Linked DNA regions of Homo sapiens: region 1 is linked to region 2. The links are chromatin loops, found by intact Hi-C in ENCODE. Cell type or tissue: PC-9. All regions are shown on one strand. Links, peaks and the distances in the headings refer to the core of each region. The heading gives the core; the rest is flanking DNA.

Region 1 (5,401 bases), core at 122-5,121, 330 kb before region 2:
TGAATGTTCTAATCTCCCTGCAGGCTGATAGCGCCTGCTCCTCATGGTGTTATTCAACATTTTTTCTTTTTAAATTATGACCTGTATATTTTTGTCACATTATTGACATTTAAAACACTTTCTCAGTAAAAATAAGGCTAAACATTTTTTAACTTAAGGGAGAAAACATTTGCAAACTACATCTCAGATACTGGGTTAGTATCCATGATTTGTGAACCACATTCTGTAACAAAATGACTGGCAGCTGTTTTCAACAGACATTCTCATTAAAATGTACATGAACAATAAACATGTTAAAATATGTCAAAACTGGAAGTACTAATAAGATGCAAATATAAATCTTCAAGAGAATATTATGTGGAAGAAAAAAGTTGCAAAAAAAATTAGTACTGTGATTCACTTTTGGAACAGATTGTGTGTTTGCGTGCACCTCACCTACAGGGACACATCTGGAGAGTATGCACCATTCTGTTGACAACAGACCCTTTTGGGTCAGAGGGTAGGCTTCAGGCCAGTGAGATATGCAGATTCATTTCAATTTATAAATATACTTTTATACATTGTTTGAAATTTTGTATTTAGGGAAAAAAGCATTTCAATAAATACTTTTGAATAGATTGGCAACAGTAATTGTAATGTATTTCATTAATTCGAAAGTACATTCATTGTATTCAATTTTGTATTGAGACAAAGTAGATAAAAATGGAATTGATAATGTCTATGTGTGTGAGTGTGTGTGTGTGTGTGTGTGTGTATCTTCTCTTGCTCTATCACCCAAATAAACATACGTGCAGCTTTACCTTTAATTCAGACAGGGGATGGAACCAATATCAGTTTTAGATATCCCAGAAAATAGTGGATACAGAGAGACAGCTACCATGAGCTGAATAATTCCGGAAGACTCCAGCTGATACCTTCTGGGAGCCAAATTCCCAAACTCCATCCCTCTTTCCCTCTTACCGAGGCCCTTGGCTGACAGAGATGCAATCCTGTCTCTGGGCACCAGATGGCATCGATCTCTTTATTTTTTTTTTTTTAATAAAAAGGAGTATATTTTGTAGAGTAACGAAGGACTTAAAATGGTTTGTTTACCATGATCATAATTCTGTGTGCAAAATTCATATATTTTATTTATTTATATAAATATATTTATGAATTTATACAAACTATATGAATTTTATTTATTTATATACTATATATTATATATCATATATACAATATATTATATTGTATATATAATATATCATATATTGTGTATATATCATATATTGTGTATATAGTATATATTATATATAATATATTATATATTGTATATATAATATATTGTGTGTATGTAATGTGTATTATATATTATATTATATATATTATATATGTTATATATTGTATATATTATATATCATATGTAATATATTACATATATATCGTGTATATATTATATATTGCATATATAATATATGTTATATATAATATGTTATATATAATGTATGTATGTGATATATTACATATTGTATGTATGTGATATATATTGTATGTATGTGGTGTATTATATATTGTATGTAATATATTATATTGTATGTATGTGATATATTATATATTGTGTATATATGATATATATTATATATTGTATATATATATATAATATATATTTTAAAGCAGTTGCATTATGGTGCTCCAAGAATCTCATCGCATTCACTGATTTATCTTTTCCTTCCTCAGGGTAGGTTGAGGTGTCCACACTGTAGAGGGGTCCCTCCCTCCCAGAGAGCAGGCAGTTTGCCCTCCGTTACCCCACTCCTGTACAGGCTTCCCAGACCTTCTCCACCCACTTTCAGTCATCCCCTCTCTGGGACACTGTGGACACAGCCACCCAGACTCAGTTCCACCTCCCTCATCATTTCTTAGTCACCTTACGCCTGCCCCTGTGCTGTCCTATGCCAGCCGGTGGCTCCCAATGTGTGCTAGAGCTACCTGGTGTTTCATAGTATGGATGCCCCCAGAGTATATTTATTTAGTGTTCTTTTGCATCTGTCAGTTTTTTCAGACAGAAAATTTTGAAAATAGGTTCACAAGCTGTGTTTTAAGGGAGGTATGGTATTTCTTTTTTTTTTTTTTAATTTTTTTTTTATTAAAGTTTTAGGGTACATGTGCACAATGTGCAGGTTAGTTACATATGTATACATGTGCCATGCTGGTGCGCTGCACCCACTAACTCGTCATCTAGCATTAGGTATATCTCCCAATGCTATCCCTCCCCCCTCCCCCCACCCCACAACAGTCCCCAGAGTGTGATATTCCCCTTCCTGTGTCCATGTGATCTCACTGTTCAATTCCCACCTTTTTGCTCATTGTATATATTGCTTTGCAGTCTGATAATGGTGATATGTTAGTGCCCCCTCGTGACAGAAGCCTAAACTGCAGCTTGAACATCCGGGAGCAGGAAAGTGGGAGGAAGGGGTTGTGGCCCAAGCCCACCCCACAGAGCTTTCTATAAGTCTGGGTGGAACAGAAGTATATCCAGTGTTCAGGGATACTGATGGCCAAACAGAAAGTCCAGCCTCTTACTATGCTAAATAGAAAGCTATATTTGAGAGGAATAAAAAAAATCATTTTTATTTTTATGCTTTCAGACCTATGGATATATAGCAATAGACCTATACAAGCAAAAATAGATACAGAACTACTTCTGACTTTTGTGGGGTTTTTCTCGTCACCCAGGCTGGAGTGCAGTGGTGCAATCACAGCTCACTGCAACCTCTGCCTCCCAGGCTTGAGCGATCCTCCAGCCACAGCCTCCCAAGTAGCTGGGACTACAGGTGTGAGCCACCACCCCTAACGAATTTTTTTTTTTTTTTTTTGAGACGGAGTCTCACTGTCTCCCAGGCTGGAGTGCAGTGGCGCCATCTCGGTTCACTGCAAGCTCGGTCCCCCGGGTTCACGCCATTCTCCTGCCTCAGCCTCCGGAGTAGCTGGGACTACAGGCGCCTACCACCACGCCCGGCTAATTTTTTGTGTGTGTATTTTTAGTAGAGACAGGGTTTCACCGTGTTCGCCAGGATGGTCTCAATCTCCTGACCTCGTGATCTGCCCGCCTCGGCCTCCCAAAGTGCTGGAATTACAGGCGTGAGCCACCGCGCCCGGCCACCCCTGACTAATTTTTATATTTTTTGTAGAGACAGGATTTCACCATGTTACCCAAACTGGTCTCGAAATCCTGAGCTCAAGGGATCCGCTCACCTCCGTCTTCCAAAGTGCTGGGATTACAGATGTCAGCCACTGCACCCGGCCATACTACTTAGGACTTTTGTAACCTGTGTTTGCCTTTACTATGACCATCTTTCAAATTCAATTTCAATTTTTTGTATAGAGTTGGTGTTTCATCATATGATGCCCTAAACTTTATTTTCCCAGTACTCTAGTGGTGAAAATTTAATTCCTTTTAATATAGTTTCTATTACAGACAATAGTATACTTAACACCAGCTTTTATATATGCAGATATCTTTTAAAGCATTTCTTTATAAGCTCCTGAAGAGTCCTTTCAAAACCCTGGAAATTAGAACATTTTATATTAACATAATGGTTCAAAATACTACTACTAATTTACATTCCTAATGTAACCACAGAACCGTTCAATATGCTTTGACTTTGTAACAAAGTGATGAGTTGTTTTTTAGATGCAGTGGATCCCCAGGTTGCAAGTCATATAACCTGAGCATGCCCAGATGAACCAAGTATGCCTGATTGGTGAACCTGGAACTGGCCAGAACAGAAAATGTCAACCACATGTGGAATCTAAGTATTCAGATTGAGAAATGAGGACCAAAATGAGAAGTGAGTGGTTCCCTGTTTTTTTCCCAGTACAAACTTAAAAGCCAAGGACTTGGCACCACTTCTTTGCATGATCCAATCAGATCATGCCTGGTTGCATTTCCCTATGTCCCCCATAGTTACTCTCTGCCTTCAGACCCCAGCTCGAGGAAACAGATTTGAGTGTTGCTGGTCCTGTCTCCTTGCTGGTCGACCTTGCAATAAAGCTTTTTCTTTCCTCAAAAGCTAGTGCCATAGTATTGGCTTCTATGTGCATTGGTGACCAAGCCCATTGCTCAGTAACACTAACATCACAGTATGAAAGTGCCTGTTTCTACACACATTGAAATAATGGGCATGGTAGCTAATCTGATAGGCAAAAAATTCTCTCTCATCATTGTCTTCATTGTAACTCATTTTATTGCTTACCTACAATTTCATGCTGTGGATGTAACATAATTTTCAGAACTCCATGTTATTCAGAGTGTTCTGATACTCCCTAATGTCAACACTGTGTCGATGGCATCTTTTCAAAGTATGTGCTCCGCTGAAGGGCACAGTTCCGGGCACAGTTCCTGTGGCTGTTTGGACTGGTGAGCCAAATGTGTCCTCTTGGAACTCACCAAACTGTCATAGAAGAATACTAGTATTGTGATAAAAAGAGCCTGGTCCATGTATAAATGTGTGTGTGTGTGTGTGTGTGATTGTGTATGTGCTGGCGTGATTGTGTGTGTGATGACAACCACATTTTCCTCTGCTTCCTTCTTTTCCTTCATGGCTTTGCATCTCATTTGGTCTCCCTTCCTAAATTCAGGCTGAGAACAAAAGTTCTCTGAAAAGGAATTTAGAGGAAAGAGACTTTATTCCAGTGAATAGTTTGCAAATCGGGGAGATGTAGCCTTCAGTATAAAATGAAGGTGTGTTCCAGAGGACAAAGGGAAGGTTTGTCTTTTATGAAGAAAATTCTCACCCAGGTTCCCACTCAGGTCAACTTATGCAAATGAAGGATTCCAACTTGCTTAGTTCTGATTGGTTGACATAGGTGAAAGCTTATTGGTTGGTTCAAGCACCATAAAAAGGAACAGGCAGCTATGAAAGTCCCAAAGTTAAGCAGACTTTCAGGTTTTCTGGGAACTCGAAGTCATGTGTGACCTCTACTCAGCAAATGGCCACTTGGCTCTAATTTGAATTTAGGCCCAGTTAAACACCCAGGATTTATCTTGAAGGACTGGTTCTTTCAGGCTTCACAAGGCCCAGAAGTAAAGGAAGGGAATTATCAGAATAGCAGTTCTTTTTACCATATCCTTATCCACATCCTTCCTTACATTCTGAAGATAAACTTGTTCAAGGGAAATTGTTTGTGCAAACAGTGTGTCCATATGTAGGTTTTTGATAAATATTGCCACACTGACACTCATCAAGGTAGTGCTATTTAGACTCCCTAAGTGAAGTCATGCAAGAAAACACACAGGGGAGTGAAGAAAGTAATAGTAATGACATCCTGTTAGACAGTAAATGCCCTATACTTTGTTGTAGACCTACTCTCAAGCCATTGCCACAGTTGGAACATGTGGAAGTGATCAGATGAAAATCAA
Region 2 (5,401 bases), core at 142-5,141:
TTTATAGCACTAAATGTCCACAAGAGAAAGCAGGAGAGATCTAAAATCGACACCCTAACATCACAATTTAAAGAACTAGAAAAGGAAGAGCAAACAAATTCAAAAGCTAGCAGAAGACAAGAAGTAACTAAGATCAGATCAGAACTGAAGGAGATAGAGACACAAAAAACCCTTAAAAAAATCAATGAATCCAGGAGGTGTTTTTTTGAAAAGACCAACAAAATAGGTAGACTGCTAGCAAGATTAATAAAGAAGAAAAGAGAGAAGAATCAAATACACGCAATAAAAAATGATAAATGGGATATCACCCCTGATCCCACAGAAATACAAACTACCATCAGAGAATACTATAACACCTCTATGCAAATTAACTAGAAAATCTAGAAGAAATGGATAAATTCCTGGACACATACACCCTCCCAAGACAAACCACAAAGAAGTTGAATCTCTGAATAGACCAATAACAGGTTCTGAAATTGAGACAATAATTAATAGCCTACCAACCAAAAAAAAGTCCAGGACTAGATGGATTCACAGCCGAATTCTACCAGAGGTACAAAGGGGAGATGGCACCATTCCTTCTGAAACTATTACAAACAATAGAAAAAGAGGGAATCCTCCCTAACTCATTTTATGAGACCAGCATCATCCTGATACCAAAGCCTGGCAGAGACAGACACAACAAAAAAAGAGAATTTTAGGCCAGTATCCCTGATGAACATCGATGTGAAAATCCTCAACAAAATACTGGCAAACCGAGTCCAGCAGCACATCAAAAACCTTATCCTCTGCAATCAAGTTGGCTTCATCCCTGGGATGCAAGGCTGGTTCAACATACACATATCAATAAAGGTAATCCATCACATAAACAGAACCAATGATAAAAACCACATGATTATATCCATAGATGCAGAAAAGTCCTTTGACAAAATTCAACAGCATTTCATGCTAAAAACTCTCAATATCGATGGAACGTATCCCAAAATAATAAGAGCTATTTATGACAAACCCACAGCCAATATCATACTGAATGGGCAAAAACAGGAAGCATTCCCTTGGAAAACTGGCACAAGACAAGGATGCCCTCTCTCACCACTCCTATTCAACATAGTATTAGAAGTTCTGGCCAGGGCAATCAGGCAAGAAAAAGCAATACAGGGTATTCAAATAGGAAGAGAGGAAGTCAAATTGTCTCTGTTTGCAGATGCCATGATTGTATATTTAGAAAACACCATTGTCTCAGCCCAAAATCTTCTCAAGCTGATGAGCAACTTCAGCAAAGTCTAAGGATACAAAATCAATGTGCAAAAATCACAAGCATTCCTATACACCAATAACAGACAAACAGAGAGCCAAACTATGAGTGAACTCCCATTCACCATTGCTACAAAGAGAATAAAGTGCCTAGGAATACAACTTACACAGGATGTGAAGGACCCCTTCAAGAACTACAAACCACTGCTCAAGGAAATAAGAGAGGACACAAACAAATGGAAAAACATTCCACGCACATGGATATGAAGAATCAATATCATGAAAATGGTCTTACCGCCCAAAGTAATTTATAGATTCGATGCTATCCCCATCAAGCTATCAATGACTTTCTTCACAGAGTTGGAAAAAACTACTTTATACTTCATATGGAACCAAAAAAGAGCTCGCATAGCCAAGACAATCCTGGGCAAGACGAACAAAGCTGCAGGCATCAAGCTACCTGACTTCAAACTTTACTACAAGACTACAGTAACCAAAACAGCATGGTACCGGTACCAAAACAGATATATAGACCAATGGAACAGAACAGAGGTCTCAGAAATAACACCACACATCTACCACCATCTGATCTTTGGCAAACCTGACAAAAATAAGAAATGGGGAAAGGATTCCCTATTTAATAAATGGTGCTGGGAAAACTGGCTAGCCATATGTGGAAAGCTGAAACTAGACCCCTTCCTTACACCTTATACAAAAATTAATTCAAGATGGATTAAAGTCTTAAACGTAAGACCTAGGACCATAAACATCCTAGAAAAAAACCTGAGCAATACCATTCAGGACATAGGCATGGGCAAAGACTTCAAGTCTAAAACACCAAAAGCAATGGCAACAAAAGCCAAAATTGACAAATGGGATCTAATTAAACTAAAGAGCTTCTGCACAGAAAAATAAACTATTATCAGAGTGAACAGGCAACCTACAGAATGGGAGAAAATTTTTGCAATCTATCCATCTGACAAAGGGCTAATATCCAGAATCTATACAGAATTTAAACAAATTTACAAGAAAAAATCAAACAACCCCATCAAAAAGTGGGTGAAGGATATGAACAGACACTTCTCAAAAGAAGACATTTATTCAGCCAACATACATATAAAAATGCTCATCATCACTGGTCATTAGAGAAATGCAAATCAAAACCACAATGAGATACCTTCTCAAGCCAGTTAGAATGGCAATCATTACAAAGTTAGGAAACAACAGATGCTGGAAAGGTTGTGGAAAAATAGAAACGCTTTTACACTGTTGGTGGGAGTATAAATTAGTTCAACCATTGTGGAAGATGGTGTGGCAATTCCTCAAGGATCTAGAACTAGAAATACCTTTTGACCCAGCAATTCTATTACAGGACATGTACCCAAAGGATTATAAATCATTCTGTTATAAAGACACATGTACACGTATGATTATTGTGGCACTATTCACAGTAGAAAAGACTTGGAACCAACCCAAATGTCCATCAATGATAGACTGGATTAAGAAGATGTGGCACATATACACCATGGAATACTATGCAGCCATGAAAAAGGATGAGTTTGTGTCCTCTTGTGGGACATGGATGAAGCTGGAAACTATCATTCTCAGCAAACTATCACAAGATCAGAAAACCAAACGCCGCATGTTCTTACTCATAAGTGGGAGTCGAACAATAAGAACACGTGGACACAGGGAGGGGAACATCACACACTGTGGCCTGTCAAGGGTTGGGGGCTAGGGGAGGGATAACATTAGGAGAACTACCTAATGTAGGTGATGGGATGAAGGGTGCAGCAAACCACCATGGCACGTGTATACCTATGTTACAAATGTGCACGTTCTGCACATGTAACCCAGAAATTAAAGTATACATATAATATATATATATACTCTCTCTATATATACTATATATATGCACACATATATATAAGTTTAGTCTATGGCGGAACACTAACCGGTCTTTATTGCCCCCTTGTGGTTGAAAGTGGAACTGTTTCTATCTCTGCATTTATATTTAACACAAGGCTTCAGAATAATCTGATTATTACAGCAGTAGACTCAATTCAAACCAGTCATTTGACATCATGCAATTAAAGCATCTGGATGAATGAATATTTTTTATTTCTAGCAATTCTTTTATCATGGTGACCAAAGCTTAGATTCATAACCTTTCTAAACAAAAGTAGTCTCGAGTATAATCAGAAACAAAGGACAAATCAAATAAGCACCTCTCTTTCCCCAACCCACCAGTTTTCTAATTTATCAGAACATAACCTTTTCTATAATATGGCAGTATATTTTTAAAATACCATAAACAAAATTAAAAGGCAAGATCTATGGGAGGGGATTGCAGAAAACTAGCAATGTGGATAAGATCAAAGGTTAATACCCACAATATAAAAAAAGATTTCCTTGGAATCAATAAGAAACAAAAATGAATGTTCCCCAACCCCCATAAGGGTCCATTCACTCAAGGAAAAATAAAAATGGCCAATGAATGTATAAACAATTACTCTCAAAAAATTAAATAAATGTAAATGACAGCATGAGATCATTTTTTCACCCATCAGACTGCACATATGGGGTTAAAAAGGAAGATAATAGTCCATACGTTTGGGTGTTGGAAAGATAGTCTTCCTCTTATTCTACTGGTGTTGATGTCATTTGGGATAAGTTTCTAGAGGCCAATTTGCCAGTATATATTAAAATTAATAAAAAATTCATAATCTTTGACCTAGAAATTTTACTAGTAGGAAATAAACAGAGGTGAGAGTTAAGATTGATATTAAGGAACTTCACTGATGCTTTATTTTATGAAAAGAAGGCAGCTGTAAAACAACCTAAATGTCTAGCAATAAGTGTTTTATTAAAAGTTTAGCAATATGGGTAATTGTGGTAAACCCTTCAATACAATATTATGCAAACAGCAAATATAATCTTAGAAGAATATATGTCTTAGAGAAAAGTTAAGTACTATAGATATATATTAAGTAAAAAAGATTACAGTGTGTGCAGTATCAAATCAATTTTAAAAATACATAAATATATTAAAATCTACACTAAAATGTTAAAATCTGCTTATCTCAGGTTAATAGGATTACATTACAGATGACTTTAATTTTTTAAATCTTGCTTTTCTATTTCTTTCATTACTTCATTTTTCTACGGTGGATGTGTATGGCTTTTGTAATCAGAAAAAAAGAACATTTTAAAGCATTTATCGGTCACTCTAAGTTTTCTAGCAGGGAACAAATGGAAAAAGAGAGAACTCAGAGGCTACTGGCACTTGTTCATCTATTAACAGACTCTATGTTGAGCAATATATTACAGGACACACCCTTGGATATGTCGTTTCTAAGGCAGCCAGGAACAACGTAAGAGAAAAGAGATGATATGAGCCTGTTTCTTGCTTCCTCATGAATGCACCACAGGAAAGTGTGATTTGTATTTTTACTCTAATCAATATAGCTAATGTTGAATTAAGAGCTATTTCTTTCATTAAGGCAGCATTTCCCAATTCTTTTTATCAATCAGTTAACTAGATGTGGCACAGCTTGGCAGGTCTGATTAAAATTCAGGAGTGTTATAGTGAGACCATTATACATTTACCCATAGTTCATACAGCACGAAAGGAACTGACAGATTACTTAAAAATACACATGCTTGCACACACAAAACCCACTGTTTAAAAAGACATTTATATATAACTGAATCATCATTCTCTGTGTTTCCTTGGAGAAGGCAAAGAGATTTATGAAGACACAAAGATCACTGCAGCAGTTTCTATATGACTACAGGTGACGACGCCACATCTTGAGCTGTGAAGATGCTTATTTTCACTGGGAAAATATTAAGTAACTTCTTGCCCCCTTAAAAAAAAACCCTTTCACACATTATTACCACTACCATCACTAGCAGAATAAGAGATCCTTGCTCACCAGTTTTGGCAAGCATATCAGTAAGAAGGCATTTAATAATTTTTCCTTTATTCCATAAACATGCCTAGCTTTTGTCATTATCCCTTCCTTCTCTTAAAGAGAAAGTAGTAAAGAATGAGAGCTCTTTTGGTGATGGAAACTTGAGGAAATTAAAATGACCAGTTTGGAAAAAGAAAACATTAGTGAATATCCCAAATCATGCACATTAA

The links. Peaks named below come from ENCODE experiments on the same cell type or tissue, not always from the same donor. Only the 100,000 strongest peaks of a DNase experiment are listed, where the experiment ranks them.
Region 1: it touches region 2 in a loop (15-fold over the local background); 6 of 110 quality-filtered maps call a loop at or near these places.

Annotation. Positions count from the first base shown.
Region 1 is chrX:103,487,541-103,492,941 of GRCh38, forward strand. All of the region lies in intron 5 of LL0XNC01-250H12.3 (a long non-coding RNA gene), which reads left to right. Among named protein-coding and RNA genes, the nearest start is that of RAB40A, 29 kb to the right of the region's middle. In PC-9, for the core only: CTCF peaks have their summits at 980 (motif pointing right) and 2,429 (motif pointing left); no DNase peak of the experiment used is centred there.
Region 2 is chrX:103,814,453-103,819,853 of GRCh38, forward strand. It overlaps a transcript of RAB9B not described here. Among named protein-coding and RNA genes, the nearest start is that of RAB9B, 15 kb to the right of the region's middle. In PC-9, for the core only: CTCF peaks have their summits at 3,241 (motif pointing left) and 3,443; a DNase peak (open chromatin) is centred at 3,249.